Regions from separate parts of the Mus musculus genome. Here region 1 is linked to region 2. The links are chromatin loops, found by intact Hi-C in ENCODE. Cell type or tissue: left cerebral cortex. All regions are shown on one strand.

What was found. Peaks named below come from ENCODE experiments on the same cell type or tissue, not always from the same donor. Only the 100,000 strongest peaks of a DNase experiment are listed, where the experiment ranks them.
Region 1: a loop joins it to region 2, with 2.7 times the contacts of the local background. A loop is called at or near these places in 15 of 42 quality-filtered maps.

Annotation. Positions count from the first base shown.
Region 1 is chr4:21,809,976-21,817,975 of GRCm38, forward strand. It overlaps Usp45 (ubiquitin specific petidase 45), which reads left to right. Exons shown (of 18, transcript NM_152825.2): 10 at 767-848; 11 at 5,332-5,423; 12 at 6,907-6,963; 13 at 7,526-7,669. Among named protein-coding and RNA genes, the nearest start is that of Pnisr, 34 kb to the right of the region's middle. In left cerebral cortex, a CTCF peak has its summit at 4,321 (motif pointing left); a DNase peak (open chromatin) is centred at 4,283.
Region 2 is chr4:21,722,970-21,730,969 of GRCm38, forward strand. Ccnc (cyclin C) reads left to right here and starts at 4,732. Exons shown (of 12, transcript NM_016746.4): 1 at 4,732-4,946; 2 at 7,428-7,534. The coding sequence starts at 4,915. In left cerebral cortex, a CTCF peak has its summit at 4,066; DNase peaks (open chromatin) are centred at 4,086, 4,709 and 5,439; H3K4me3 peaks cover 1,942 bases; H3K27ac peaks cover 1,181 bases.

The DNA of each region.
Region 1 (8,000 bases), 87 kb after region 2:
ACACAGCCATTATTAACAACACTAAGTGTAACGATTGCTATAATTGTGATTGGGAAATTCTTGACAGATGTTAGTTGATAGTCTGGATTTTAGGGTTTCTGTATGCATAGCGTCTTATCTATTAATGTTTCTTTATGGACAGACAGTTTCATGTGATCTGATCTTTTGTTTCCTTTCTTTTGTCTTGACAAGGAGTGACAGTTTCGATGGAGGGAGAAGGGGAGAGAGCCACTCTAACCCTGAGGAAAAACTGAATTGGGTTACTTGGCTTGTGCAAAATGCGTTAAATGTGAGAGGAAACCTAAACAGAAAGTTAACTCTCACCTATGAACACTTGTCATTAGGGAAGCTTAGTAGTTTTGTTTTCCTTTGTTTTTACTTTTGAGTTGACTTTAGAAGCAAGGTCGTTCTCTGTTTGTGAGTCCAGACTGGCCCTACCTCACAATCCTGCCCCTCTTCCAAATGCTGAGATTACAGGCATGTGCTAGCATGCCTAGGTAGAAGGTTGGTTCCTTTGGGGAATTGTACAGCTGAAAGAGAGGTGACACGTAGCATTTCTACATGTGTATCTGTTCGGCAAGGCTCAGTCTTACAAAACAATTCAAAACAATGAAAACCACATTTCCTAACAATAAGTACCTAGTTAAGACTTCAAGATTTTACTTTAAAGGTAGCCAAGACCCACAGTGTACCTTGCTCTGTTGTCCTTTGTTGTGAATGAGAGCTTCTTGAACCCTCACTAGATTCTCATATCTCTGTTTTACAGAGGATACAAGCCAGCATTCTAAAAGCCTTCAACAACCCAACTACCAAGACTGCTGATGATGAAACTAGAAAAAAGGTCAAAGGTATGTTGACTCTGTTAAAAATTACGTCATAGAGCAATTTATTAAGGTTTCTTCTTCCCTCCAAGGTTCGGGGAACATGACAGGGTAGGTGAGGGAAAGGATCTAAGAACCAGGGAGGGTAGAGTGTTGGAGAACACCTTCCTCTGCACATAGCCTGGCCTCGCACTCAGGAACTTCCAGCCACTGTGCTTTCCAGTGCCTGAACAAAACTGTCCCGAAGAGGGGAGGGGTCGTAAAGCCTCTCCTTCCCTGAGTGCATTAATACGTTAGCGGTTGCTAGAGGAAGGAGATGGCCATGTGTCTGTAAGTAACCTCCCTTCACCCATTCTCCTGTACACAGGAGGACGGGATCAGTAGGAGTGGGAGATACAGAAGTGTTATGGATAAATATGATGAAGGACATGTATGAAAATGTAATGAAACTCCATTATTATATAACAGGAATATATGCTAATAACCTAAAACAGGATCTTTACAGAGGAGCAATTGAGGACGTGGACTTATCTCTAAGGTAGTAACCTTAGGAGGAGAGTGCGTCTCCCCAGGCTCTGACCTATGGTGCAGGGGAGCAGAGGCACTACCCAGTGGTGTATCTTCCCTTTTCACAGTGTTAAAGATGACTCTGTCTGCACTATTCCTACAGCTCCTCCACGTGGGACATTAGGAATGTGTGAGCTGCTGATATCAGAGCTGTAGAGTGAATTTGTCCAGGTAGTTGTAAATAAATGCACATTAGAATATATTACTTTAGTATTACATTGGATTTTACAGCTACAATGGTGTGTTGCGTTTTAAGGTGTGTGTGTGTGTTGCAAAGATACTATTGTGTAGTACTTGAGTCTTGTGGGCAATGACTGAGGAGACAAATCATAGAGGAAATAGTCCTACGTCGCTTAGTACGTCAGATAGTGCTGTGTATTTAAGATGAAACTGTGGGATCTGTTTTACATATTGAAAAAAACATTGTCAACTGCAAAATGCCATGATTTTTCTGTGAGCCCTAGTTCTTGTCCAGGCTTCACAGTCATGTTCTTAATCCTTGCTAACTGGAGTCTCTTGGTTGTAAGAATTAGAGCCATGTACAGAAGCATACCTTATATGTTGAGAAGACTAGAATCTTGTTACATGTGGCTAGGATTCAGTTCGTTCTAATTTGTGAGAGACTATTCTAGCAAGAGTGTCTCTGTTTGAATGTTGCAGTAAGGGTCAGGTGGGTGTGGCTTCACAGACGCTCCCTCAAAAATGGGTTTGTGATTAGAGCCACTGTGCTACAGGGTGGAGGACAGCTTTAATTATTTCATAACTGGCCAATGTGGGCAGTGTAGGCAGGTAGTTGGATACAGTGGAAAGGGTCATACCCTTCTCTGTTAAAGGGAGGCAAGAAATCTCTAGGGCTGGGCACAGAGGCAGAGCACAGAGCAGCCTCTTTCCAGTGACAAGGCTGCACAGCTGAGAACCGACTCCCCCAAATTAAGGGGCTGGAGATGCTGAGTTCTTAAAAGCGCTTGTTGCTCTTACAAAGGACCCACATTCAGTTCCCAGGCTCCGCAGAGGTGGCTCATCGCCATCTGTAATTCCAGGTCCAGAGGACCCAACACCTTCTGACGTTCACGTATATGGTATTTATGTTAAGCAAAACACTCATACATTAAATAGATGAATCCAAAACTAAAAATTAGAAAGGGAATACTCTCTCAAGGAAAAGGATGGGGAGATACGTGCTCAGTGTTAAAATTAACTAGACTAGATGCCAGAGATGCTTGCTGGGGGCCTGTCCGGGCCTGTGAAGGACTTGAAAAACTCCAATCATCAACAGCAACCGGCTTTCTAGGTGAGGAAACTGATGAGTGGTGACTAAGACCAGGTAAGGAGACAGGACTCAAGTGGTGCTTCTAGAAGGTGCTACTTTGATGCTTTGTGCTTGAGAAATATAGGTGACATTATGTCACTATAGAAATGGGTATCAACAGTCTTCCTATGAAACCCATACTTGAACATTTGAAAATGCTGACTCAGGATCTGTCCGCAAGAAAGAATGTCTGCGATAGAAAGAACACGTGACAATATATGGGTGCTTGTTTTTCTTTTACCTATTTTTGTTTGTTTGGTTTTTCAAGACAGGGTTTCACTGTGTAGCGTTGTCTGTTCTGGAACGCACTCTGTAGAGCAGGGTGGCTTCTAACTCAGAGACCTACTAGCCTTTGCTTCCCAAGTGCTGGAATTAAAGGAGTGAGCCACCATCACCTGGCTGCATTTTTTTAATTGAACTAATATCACATGTATAGATTGACACATCCGTACATAGGACTTCAGGAATTACGGAAAGTAGCGCCCTCTCTTGAGAACTGAGCTCTAGCACCTTTATGTTAGATGAGGAGGCTTGCTGATATACCTAAGGGTTTTCTTCTTAAATGGCTTTTAATTACTATTATTGTTTTTTATAATTTCACATGTACACTTTACAATAGTTGTATCACATCTAGAGAATGAAATTTGGTAGCCCTTCCCCCTGTCTTCTGGCTCTTAAATATTTCCTGTCCCCTCTTCTGCAGTGTTCCCTGCCTTAGAGGGAGTTGTGTAAGTGGCTTGATTAGGGATGGGCCCAGACTATCTCTTTATTTTCTGCATCCTGGGACAGCCATGAGTGTGAGCACACCACTGTTTATTGTAAGGAGGGGCTTCTCTTATTTAAGTCAGGAGACACTTGTCTATAGAAAACGGTTCGCTGCTATGTCTAGTTCACCATCAGAAGCGTGTTCCCCACATGAGTCTACCCTCCCCCCCCACCCCGCCCCTGTACCTCCATTGATTCCCAGGCTTACACTCTCAGGCGTTGGTTCACCACCTCTGGAGAAGGTTTAAGCCCACTTCTGAGGGCAGCCACCTTACCTAGTTTTAATCTAGACAAAATGCCTATAAGCTCCAAAGATGTTGCAGACTCACTGTTTATTTAAGAGACTAATAATAAATAGCAGCAAGTCTTGACTCCTTCAGCCTTTTGCTACAGTCTGCCAACATGAGACAAGCCAGTGATTAAGCAAGGCTTGTTCAGATATTGCAGTTCGAGTTTATATCCTGTGACATCTAATTCTCACTTAGTGTACATTTTGTTTTGAGATTCTGTTAGTATGAGCTCATCATTGTAAAGGACACTGTAAGATGTCGTATGTATTTTATTTCTAACTTTATTTTTGTGGTATTATACTGTTTATAATATGTGACTAATTTATAAGCAAGTGCTCTAACACTGTTGTAGTTACAGTTGGGACAGTGGTACACACCTTTAATTGCAGCACTTGGGAGGCAAAGGCAGGTGGGTCTCTAGGAGTTTGAGGCCAGCTTTGTCTACATAGTGTGTTCCAGGACAGCCAGAGCTACATAGTGAGACCCTGTCTCCCAAGGAGGTGGGTGGGGCATAATTTCTCCAGCATGTGCCTTGTTACTCTGTGTTGCAATGCTGCCATCTAGTGCATGCATAGAGCAATAACGCTGGTTTTCTTTCAACTGTGTCTCCTTTTTGTGCATTTTTTCGTAAGAAGACAGAATTTCTTAATAGTTACTATAAAATGTCTATTGGTTTTAAAGTATGTCTTCTCTGTTATTCAGTGCTTTGGATAATGCCTTTTAATAGTTTTCAACAAAGGTAGAGGCTTGCAAAGGATAGATTTTAAAAGCCAGTGAGCAGTTTTGTTAATGTACTTTCTGTCAGCTGGCTAATGGTGGCGCATGCCTTTAATTCCAGCACTGGGAGGCAGAGGCAGGCGGATCTCTGTGAGCTTGAGAGCAGCCTGTGTGTGTGTCAACTAGTTTAACTACACATACTTACAGCCTATTGTTTGGTCAGTGTCTCCAACACCAGTTATTTTACGGCCAACCATTAGCACAGCTTCCTTTGATTCGTAAGCACTCCATAAATCAAATGATTTCAACTTTGAAAGTAATCACCAAGCACGTGTGTGTGTGTGTTTATACTAATTCCCCAGGTGAGTTCTTATTCTGTGCTTCACACACTGTATTTTATACCCCCTTTTATTGCTCTGATTCTGGAATCTTTAGCCTTGAAGCAGCTATTTTTCCCTGTCCTGTCCACCTTTAGATTAGATACAGAAATGTCAAAAAAGTTAATAGGAGCAGCTTGGGTGTAGTATGAGCTAGTAGTTACTGCTATATTTACCTATTAAAATAATTTGCACTGGCAAGATGACTCAGCAAGTAAAGATATATGCTGCCAACCCTGGCAAGTGGAATTCAATTCCTGGGACCTACATGGTGTTAATTCTTAAAGATTATGGAACTCAATAGTCACAGTTCCTCTACAAAATTGTAAAGGAGAAAGATGTAATGTGATATATTAAAATACATTATTGGATATAATAGAGAAGCTATATTTTATCCAAATGACTTGAGTAGTAGCATGTCACTCTCGGATCAGTGGTTGTTCTGTGAATTTTTTTAATTTAGAAGAAATGTGTTCTTTTAACAGCCTATGGAAAGGAAGGTGTGAAGATGAACTTCATAGATCGCATCTTTATTGGCGAATTAACTAGCACAGTCATGTGTGAAGAATGTGCGAACGTATGTACCTAGAATTCACTTCATGGAATACACTACAGTCACATTGCTGTGTTGTGTTGCTTTATTTCTCAGGTATCACGGTGGTTATCAGAAGATAACAATAGCAAAATCATGGATGTGATCTAATAAATTGATGATAGACTTACTTTCAATAACAAGAAGTACTAATTCAAATTCCCAATATTTGCTTCATACACAAATAAAACCTCTTAAAGGACAGTAGTGGTGTCTCAGAAGTAACTAGTTTTGTGCAAGTGAACTGCCTTTCCTTTATAAAGCTTTGCTTGCCCAGGCTCTAAGACTTATAGTACATGAAACCCATTACTGCAGAAAGTAGAACTACACTGTTATGACAGTGGCCATCACTTAACTTCCCTGTAGAAACCCTATGGATAAAGGCTACAGGGATTCTGAGTAGAGTGTATTTCTCCTGTACTCAGCATGCTAGTCAGCTTTTCTAATCTAAAACAGCCAGTGATAATGACAGCAAAGAGTTTTCCTTCTACATGAAGTCTTGTCATTAAAAAAACCTTGGCACATGGCTATGCAATGATTTTCGTAATATCTGCCTTCCACTTCTAAGTGGCAAGCACACTTCTAAGTGTTTCTAAGTCCGTGTGTTTCTGTGCTGTGTAACTGTTTTTCCTCTTGACTTCCTTGTGAGGTCCTTAGGCTTTTCCTCACTCCATTCTGCTGTGTATGTGTAGCTCAGGCTTTGAACTGGAGTTCTCCTGTGTCAGCTTCCCGAGTGGTACATGTCAGATAAGCCTGGCTGAATGGATCAAATAGGTTAGCTTCTAGTTTAGACTGAGATGAGAGAGACATCTCTGAAACAAGTAATGGTCATAGTGCCCCGTCCTAAAATGTGGGGACAGAAAAAGACTATCACATTCGATTCGGGTTTTTGGGGTTTGTTTGTGTTATGTGATGTACAAAGGGTGTGTGTGTATGTGTGTAGAAACTCTTACTCTTCACTTAATCTTTGATTTTGAACTTCATATTTAAATGCCAACTTCAACAACGTAAAGCAGGCATGAACGTTTATAGATTTTTCAACTGCTTGTTAAGAAATATTTCTGAAAATGTGGTTGACTACAATAGATTAAACTTTTATCAGATTTTAATAAGAATAAAAATTTTCCAGGTCTTCTATCATCTCTAGTTTTAGAAAACAGGGATTATTGTATCTCCTCTTACTTATGACACTGAAACATAAAATGTGACTATAACTATTACTACATTTTATACAGCATTGGACAGAAATGCTGATTTCTCTCTTATACCAGTATCTTCTAAAACAGATTATCCTGAGAAATCGGTCAAATGCTTGTCTACTTTTTATTCCTAACACTTCATACAGTATTTTAACTTATAAGTTAAAGTTATAAGTTGTCTGAGAGGTTTGACTTGTTTTTCTCTTTAACAACAGTGTGCATCTATGCTAGAATTCTAACCGAATGTCTCCATCTTATTTTCCTTTAAGATCTCTACCATGAAGGATCCCTTCATTGATATCTCACTTCCTATCATAGAAGAAAGGGTAAGGAGGAGAAATCACAACATTCTCATAAAGAATATGCATCTATTCAATTATTTAAACATCTGTTGGCTTTATCTGTTACAGAGTCATGATTTACACAGAATTAGGTCTGTGTGGTGTGTTTGATACCAGGTTTGCGTATGTGTGCATGAAGTATATATATTTTCTTATTCCCGGGATTAAATCTTTTAACCTTGTATTTTGAAATTGTTAAGAAAATTACCCTTTTAAGTGGGCTGGAGAGATGGGTCAGCAGCTAAGAGCCCTGGCTGCTTTTCCATAGGACCCTGGTTAAGTTCCAAGCACCCTCACGACTTGTGAGCTGACAGCTGTGTGTAACTCCACTTCTAGTTCCAAGGTGAAATTCAGTACCCTCTTCTGGCCTCCGTGGGTCTGCATGCAAGTGGTGCACAACATCCATGCCATCAAAACACCCATACTAATAGAGGAATTTTAAAAATATATTTCTTAATAAGAAAATTTTCTTTTTATATTTCTAGTAAGTTACAAGTGTTAAAAAGAATTCATTCGCTGAAAATGTTTTATGTTACATGTGGCATAGGTTTCAAAACCTGTACTTTTGGGGAAAATGAGTAAATGCAGAAGTTTACAAGAAACAGACCAAGATCATAACAAGGGCACCGTGACTGTAGGAAATGCCCATCAACCCAGAGCTTCCAGGAAGCACTCCTCACCTAACGACAAGGCAAGTCAGGCTGTGGGGGGCTGCTGTGTTTTTAATACTTTCATTGTGAAAGAACGTTCTCAAGTAGAAACAGCAGTCTAAGAACACGCACCCTCCTGTTTCTCAGCTTTACAGTGCTCAGTTTACTGCTAGCCATGTTTCCACATACGTATTGCACCATGTCTTAGTTAGGGTTTTACTGCTGTGAACAGACACCATGACCAAGGCAAGTCTTATAAAAAACAACATTTAATTGGGGCTAGCTTACAAGTTCAGAGGTTCAGTCCATTATCATCAAGGTGGGAGCATGGCAGCATCCAGGCAGGCATGGCACAGGCAGAGCTGAGAGTTC
Region 2 (8,000 bases):
TCTTGCCCTTATGCCATCCCCGTTACAAAAGGCCTCTAACCCTCTCTTCTCCTTATTCACTTCCTCCGTCCAGCCCGGAAGTCCTGCCTACTCACCCAGTGATTGGCTCCTTTATAGGGGATTGGTACACAAGAAGTCTGAGTTCTGACTCACTCTTTGTCTGCCACCCCTCCCTGGAGAGAGGAATTAGCATCAAAATACAAGCAGCACCAGGCCCATCCACAACAATGGAGAACACTAAACATAGTCTTCTGGACTTGATTTTCCCATTTCACAGAACTTTCAAGGAAGGACTTGAAATGGGGTGGGGGGGCTCATGATGCTCTACCCTTCCTGTGGAGTTATTAACAGTTTTTCTGGGCGGAGGCAAATACATTTCCCTTAGATACGTTGCCCAAGTTCCAGTTAATTAACCTCCCCCCAACACACACACACACACACACACACACAGACACACACACACACACAAAATCAACCTTCCCGTGTTTATGTAAGTAATTAAAATCACTAGGCCATTGCTGGGTGGCGGTGGCAGAGGCAGTTGGATCTCAGAGTTTGAGGGCAGCCTGGTCTACAGAGTAAGTTCCAGAACAGCCAGGGCTACACAGAGAAACCCTGTCTTGAAGAACAAAAACAAAGCAAAACACACTGGTCACGAAAATAAAATAAGTGAAACAAATCCTCTGAAGTAGACAGGGAAATTAAGTGAGGAGAATGACCTGGGCAGGGGTGGCATGTGCCTTGAACTCCAGTACTCAGGGAAGGCAAAGGCAGGCTCTCTGTGAGTCTGAAGCCAGCTTGAAACTCTGAGAGAGGGGAGGAGAAGAGAGAGAACAGTCGAAGTTAAATTCCTGCAGAGATCAGAAGACCTCAGCTTTAGGACCTTAACTTACACAGCCTTTCTGGAAAGTGCTGCAAGTTTGGTGTTGTGGACTGGAAGCAGAAATCAGAATATAAACAAAAAACAATTCTATGTGGGTTTTTTTTTTTTTTTTTTTTTTTTTGGTTAGCTGTGTAAAAGTCTTCCCAAAAGAAAGGCACCTGGATGGTATTATATAATGGCTCTAATAATGTGTTGCAGTTTGTTTTTGCATTCACATTCCAACATGATTTTGTATCCATGTTATGATATTAAAGCACACACCTTCCCCCAATTATGTGAGAGTTAGATACAAATATCAGTGTATGGGCTGAAGACATGGCTCAGTGGTTAAGAGCACTTGCTGGTCTTCCAGAAGGCCTGAGGCCATCTCATTACCAGCTTGAGAAGCTCACAACCACCTCTAACTCCAGCTCCAGGGAATCTAACAACCTCTTCTTGACACATACACAGTTTAAAAATATCCCCAAACCCCACAAATATCAGTATTGCTATGCCTATTAGGTGTTACAAAGATGTGGGAAAGTGTATAGGCACAGACATAAAGTAGATGCTAGGTGCTAAGATAACAATAGACATGTATAATATATAAATTAATAGAGTACATAGAAGAGGCCTGCAACCTTAGCACTTAGTAGGTGCAGGCAGGAGGATCAGAAAGGTAAAGTAGAACATTAATGGTATCATACTTGTCAACTTGACACAAACCTAGATGTCCCTTCAAAGAGGACTCTCAATTGAGTAATTACCTTCATTAGACTGGCCTGTGGGCTTGTCTGTGAGGCATTTTCTTGATTGCTAATTGATATGGGAGGAGCCAGTCCACTGTGGGCAGTGCCATCCCTGAGCAGGTGGGCTCATGAAACATAACAAAGTAGTAAGCCACGGTGAATTAAGATTTTCTCCATGGTCTCTGCTTCAGTTTTGAAGCAGATTCCCGCCATGGCCTTCCTCGATGCTGGAGCAGAAGGTGAAGCCAACCCTTTATATACCCAAGTTGCCTTTGTCAGCATTTTATCACAATAACAGAGAAGCAAATCAGAACACTTGAGTTCACAGTGAGTTCCAGGCCAGCCCAGGATACTGCAACCCTCTCCCCCAAGACAGAGTTTCTCTGTGTAGCTTTGGCCATTCTTTTTTTTTTTTTTTTTTTTTAAAGATTTATTTATTTATTACATGTAAGTACACTGTAGCTGTCTTCAGACACACCAGAAGAGGGCGTCAGATTTCGCTACAGATGGTTGTGAGCCACCATGTGGTTGCTGGGATTTGAACTCTGGACCTTTGGAAGAACAGTCGGGTGCTCTTACCCACTGAGCCATCTCACCAGCCCAGCTTTGGCCATTCTTGAACTCATTCTGTAGACCAGGCTGGCCTCAAACTCAAGAGATCAGCCTGCCTCTGCCTCTGCCTCTGCCTCTGCCTCCTCTGCCTTTGCCTCTGCCTCCTCTGCCTCTGCCTCTGTCTCCTCTGCCTCTGCCTCTGCCTCTGCCTCCTCTGCCTCTGCCTCCTCTGCCTCCTCTGCCTCCTCTGCCTCCTCTGCCTCCTCTGCCTCCTCTGCCTCTGCCTCTGCCTCTGCCTCTGCCTCTGCCTCTGCCTCTGCCTCTGCCTCTGCCTCTGCCTCCTGCGTTCTGGGATTAAAGATGTGTGCTAACGCCTTCCCGTTTTTAAAGTGTTATAGGAGCTAGGTGTAGTGGCTCACACTTTTAGTTCCAGCACTCAGGAGAAAGAGGCAGGCAGATCTTTGTGAGTTTAAGGACAGCCAAAGGTACATAGTGAGATCTTGTCTAAAACAGTAAAAAAAAAAGAAAGAAAGAAAGAAAGAAAAAAGTGTCATAGAAGCACATAAAACATCGCAAGCAGTTTGTTACAGAATCTTTATGCAAGGCTGATAAAACAAAAGGAAAAGAGCAGAGAGAATTAAAGCAAATCTAAATCTCTATGATGCACAACTTGGGTGATGGTTGTGTCTTTAAAACACATTTTGAAAAATATGATCTGAGGGGCTGGAGAGATGGCTCAGCGGTTAAGAGCACTGACTGCTCTTCCAGAGATCCTGAGTTCAATTCCCAGCAACCACATGGTTGTTCACAACCATCTGTAATGGAACCTGATGCCCTCTTCTGGTGTGTCTGAAGACAGCTACAGTGTACTCATATAAATAAAATAAATAAATCTTTAAAAAAAAGAAAAAGAAAAATATGATCTGCCGGGCGTGGTGGCACACGCCTTTAATCCCAGCACTCGGGAGGCAAAGGCAGGCGGATTTCTGAGTTCCAGGCCAGCCTGGTCTACAAAGTGAGTTCCAGGACAACCAGGGCTATGCAGAGAAACCCTGTCTTGAAAAAACAAAACAAACAAACAAACAAACTGATCTGCAGTGAAACAAACAGTAATGTTCACAAATGTATTACATGCCTCTCAACATTTTTTAGGTACCTTGGCTATTAAGTTGGAGTCATTTGGGTATATTCTGGTCAGTGGGTCATGAAAATTGATTGGGTTGTTTCTATTTCAAGACTCTTAATACTAGTTATTAAAGAGCTCGCTTGAGTCATGTTCTGCCCAGAAAGATGTTGATCTTGGAAGCAAGGAACATTGAAATGAATAGTTGGGAGATAGAAACCCTCTAGTTCTCTGAAGATCTAGAGGGCAGCCAGGAAGAACTAGCCAGCTTTAGGAAATACCATGAGAATGAGACGAATTTTCAAGCTAAGTTGGGGGTATAACAATGTTATAACAATGAAGCCTAGTCTAGCTCATCCAAATTCAAGAATAAATGTATTTCACAGGTTAATTGTGTACGTGCCTAAGTGGGTGGAATTTAAAAACATCTTTTCTATAGTTGGCATACTAGTTTCACTTATAGAAATTGTTTTCACTCCATTCCACATCTCAATTAGACTCCACTCACAAAGGAAAAACATTGGTGCTATCTTCCTCGGAATTCTTGACTAATTTTCAGGTGTGCCCAATCATTTAGAGACATTTTTTAATTTAAATTAAAACTTAAAAGATTTAGATAGATCCTCACCTGTCCTAGGCTGGCCCAAAACAACGTATCTGAGGGTATTGAATACCCTTAGCTTGCAGGTGTATATAGTGCTGAGTATCACCCAGAGCTTCTGGGGCACCAGCAAGCATTTTACATCCTTGATTATCTACATCCCTTTTCCTCTTTTCCCCTAGATGGCGTCTCAGCATGAAGCAAGGACTGGCCTGAAACTCCTCATGTTCTTGACTCTGCCGCCGAAGTACAGTACGAAACGCGAACGCAAAGTTGCAATGATAACAGCAACATTTAAATATTATTTAATTGCATTTCTGCGGCATACCCATTTGGAACGTAAGTGTTAGCTAGATGTACATTTATATGCTCATGTTTTTAGGTAAACAAGTAGCCGGCTCTGACATAAAAAGATTGCTACTCTAAGTTAAGTCTACACTTAACTCGTTAGGCTTAATACCGACAGGAACTTTACTAAGAGCACTTACATCTTAAGGCCAAAATTACTTTCATTTATTTCTCCTTTCAGCCCTAGGGAAAAAGCAGTCATATACTGCCATGCTTTCTTCAACGCCAGTGTGCTATTTCTGAAGGCCTACACCGTGGATTAACAAGATCCCTAAATGGACCCAAAAGAAAACCGCACTAGACCAGAAACCCAGTGTGTGGACGCTCTGGAGGAGAATTGGCAGGAAACCTCGGGGAGAGCCTCTCGCCACCGGGAGCCTCCGCCCGTGTTTCCTTAGCTCCCGCCTCAACAAGCCCATTGGCGGTCGGGCGGTTGCTAGCTTCCTCCGCAACTAGGGCGGGCCGGAACTTTTGTCTGCCGGAACCGGTGTACGCCGCTCAGTGTTGTCGACCGGCGTCAAGGCGACGAGGGTGCTGTTCTCTTCCTCCGGCTGCGGTGGCTGTGGAGTTCAGCCCAGCCAGTCTGGTAGGAGCACAGTCGTCCGGACTGTGTCTATGGTCGCTCCGCGGGCCGCTTTGCTGGCTGGTGCATTTGTATCAGGGCAAGCAGTATTATTCCATGGCAGGGAACTTCTGGCAGAGCTCCCACTAGTAAGTGAGCTTCCATTTTCTCGCCTGGGGCCGGGGCTGGGGCACAGGAGGGCTGGGCCTGCCCATCCCTCGGGGTTTCCATCCTGGCCGCTGCGGGTGAGCCCTCCCTGGGAAGCCGGGGGTCCGAAACGTGATGCTGTCGTTTGCGAGCCTCCCCTCTTCTCACAGAGAGATTTCGGGAGCAGAGGGGAGGTGAGCTCGAAGGATGGGTAAGAGGTAAGGGGTTTGATCTCCGGGAAGGGAGTCGGAGGCGGTTTCATTTCAAATTTGGGGTTTGATTGGTGGGATGATGTGGGCACCGGCAAGGGAAAGAGTGACCCATTGTAGCTCTGTGAGGTTCCCTGCTTTGGATGGACATGGTTGGCTATTGCTAGCTAGCTTGTTTGTTTGTTTGTTTTTTCATAGCAGTGATATTATAATCTCTTGTCATTCGCCTTACTGTAGATTTAATATTTACTCAGAGGAGAGGAGTGAGTCGTGCTTGTTTCTACCTGCTGCTTCCTGGCCCAGCCTTATGCCTAGATTGACACCACTACCCCCATCCCCGAAGCAGTGTTTCTCACGTTGAGGGATGGCTGCCCTAAAACTCACAGGCTGGCATCGAACTTAATGAAATCTGCCTGCCTCTGCTTCTGCTTCTAAGTGTTGGAATTAAAGGCATGAGCCACCAATTGCAGGCTCCTAAATTGACTTTAATGCTTCTAGAATTTGCGAGCACAGGGGCTCTCAAAATATATCCATTTTCATTCATTAGCCAGTGTCTTATATTTTGCCTTAAAGTCGTGTATTTCCCAGATTTTGTCCTCTTCCTTTAACCACTTAAATCACTAAATTTTAATGTCTTTCAGTGACCATGGAAGGGCTAAAGTAATCTTAAAGATATTTGTCTCTAAATACATTTGGTTAAACATGCAGGAAGTTGTATGCTTGGGCTAAGCGTTGAGCAGGCTTTCCACTAAATACATAAAAAATGAACAGGACTAGATAGAGACATTTAGTTTAATTAAATTTTAGTGGGAAGAGAATAACAAAATTTTAATTCTGTGAATTGGTTTGCTTGTTTCCCTCTTTGCCTGAGAATAAAGAAGAAGAAGGGGGAAAAAAAAAGAAAGAAAGAAAACTGAATTTGGAAACCTGTTTCTGAAAGCAGGTCCTCCCTTGCTACCAAGTGTTTCTGGGAAGATGAAAGGCCAATGAAGCATCACTGGGGGACATTATTTTACATTGTTCTCACTCACTGAGATGTTTCCATTAAAAAAATGAAATACAAAAGGGGATGACCCAAAAAGGTGGGATAAAGCTTGGGCCTGTACTTAATCCTGGTGCTCAGATAATGCCTTGATTGCCTGTCTCAGTGACATAATACTAAGACAGGCAGTAGTAAGTCTTTGGATATAGCAAGAGTCTATCTTCCAGGATGGTTCTTAGTCTAGAGGGTCTGAAAACCTGTGTGCTGGTGTTTGGTACACATGACACTATGAAGGAAATTGAGAAAGAGGTAGAGAAGCTTTGAAACCATCAAGAGATTCTTTACCCTCAAGTTTTCCTGTTTTTTGTTTTTTTCTTCAAACGATCTTGCTGAGGCTGCCAGTGGGCTGCTGAAAAACTAGAGAACTCTGATGAATAACTTACCTGAGAGTTTGAAATGGCGTCTACAGCATCCTTGTTAATCGACCAGACAGTACGGGAGTCACACTGATTGACACAGATTTATATCCAGCAAAGCACTCACAAATATATTCCACTCACAAATAGCACTCACAAAAACCAAAGAGATTTTATTGGTCCAACAAGACTGAGAAACTTGGGGGTGATGGTGAAAACACTGATTGAAAAGGGGATTAAATTAGAAAAATATAAAATTTGCTCCAGGTCTGAATGTATTTGAAACAGGTGAGCATGTATTGAAGAACTCAAGTATTTCATTGTTGAACATAATTTACTAAGGATTTTAGAGACCTATTCTGAAGAGTTAATGCTGAAGTTTCAGAGGTAAACTGGTGCTCTACCTCAGCTGCATTCCCAGCCAGACACTGTCTTTTATCAATGTTTTAAGTACATACCTCCAAATAAATAAATAAATAAATAAATAAATAAATAAATAAATAAATGGAGGAAGAAGAAGCTGGGTGAAGCACTGCATGCCTTTAATCACAGAACTTGGTGGTGATGGGGAGGGGCCGATCTCTGTGAGCTTGAGGCTGGTCTGATCCATGGAAGGAGTTCCAGGATAGCCAGAGCTAACCAGAACCAAACAGACAAATAAAGACAGAGAGAGGTGTGCCTCGTAGAAGATGGTAAGCTTATTGAATCTTAATGTTTTAAATGCTTTGGCTTGTTGGCTTTTTTCCTATAAATTTATTTATTCACTTTACATCCCAATATCAACCCTCTCTCCTCCCAGTACCTCAAGCAGCTCCTCCCCTTCCCATCCCTGCTGTTGCCTTTCTATGCCATGTTTTAAATCTTTACCTTCTCTAGTTTGCAGTGGATTTTGGATAAACAAGATCTGTTGAAAGAGCGCCAAAAGGACCTAAAGTTTCTCTCAGAAGAGGAGTATTGGAAGTTACAAATATTTTTTACAAATGGTAAACTTTTATATTGGTTGAAGTAGTATACTATAGCTGGTCACTATTTTATATGGTAATTTCCATGAGTTGTTAAAGTCTATAGTTAATGCTTTTATTTAGACAATTATCATTTCAGTGTTCTGGGTAATACTTTTCGCACCTTATGTATTATAGCCCAGTGTTGACTAATCTCAGGCATTTCTAGTGAGGTCCATTTTTAAGGTTGGCCTAAGCAAAATACTTTAAGAATAAATGATTATTTAAATTAGCATCCAGTAGTTCTCATTTTACCTTATAACTTTGCATAAGCAAGAAGATTTAGTCGCCAGGCGGTAGTGGCGCACACCTTTGATCCCAGCACACAGGAGGCAGAGGCAGGTGGATTCCTGAGTTCGAGGCCAGCCTGGTCTACAAAGTGAGTTCCAGGACAGCCAGGGCTACACAGAGAAACCCTGTCTCGAAAAATCCAAACAAAAGATGATGA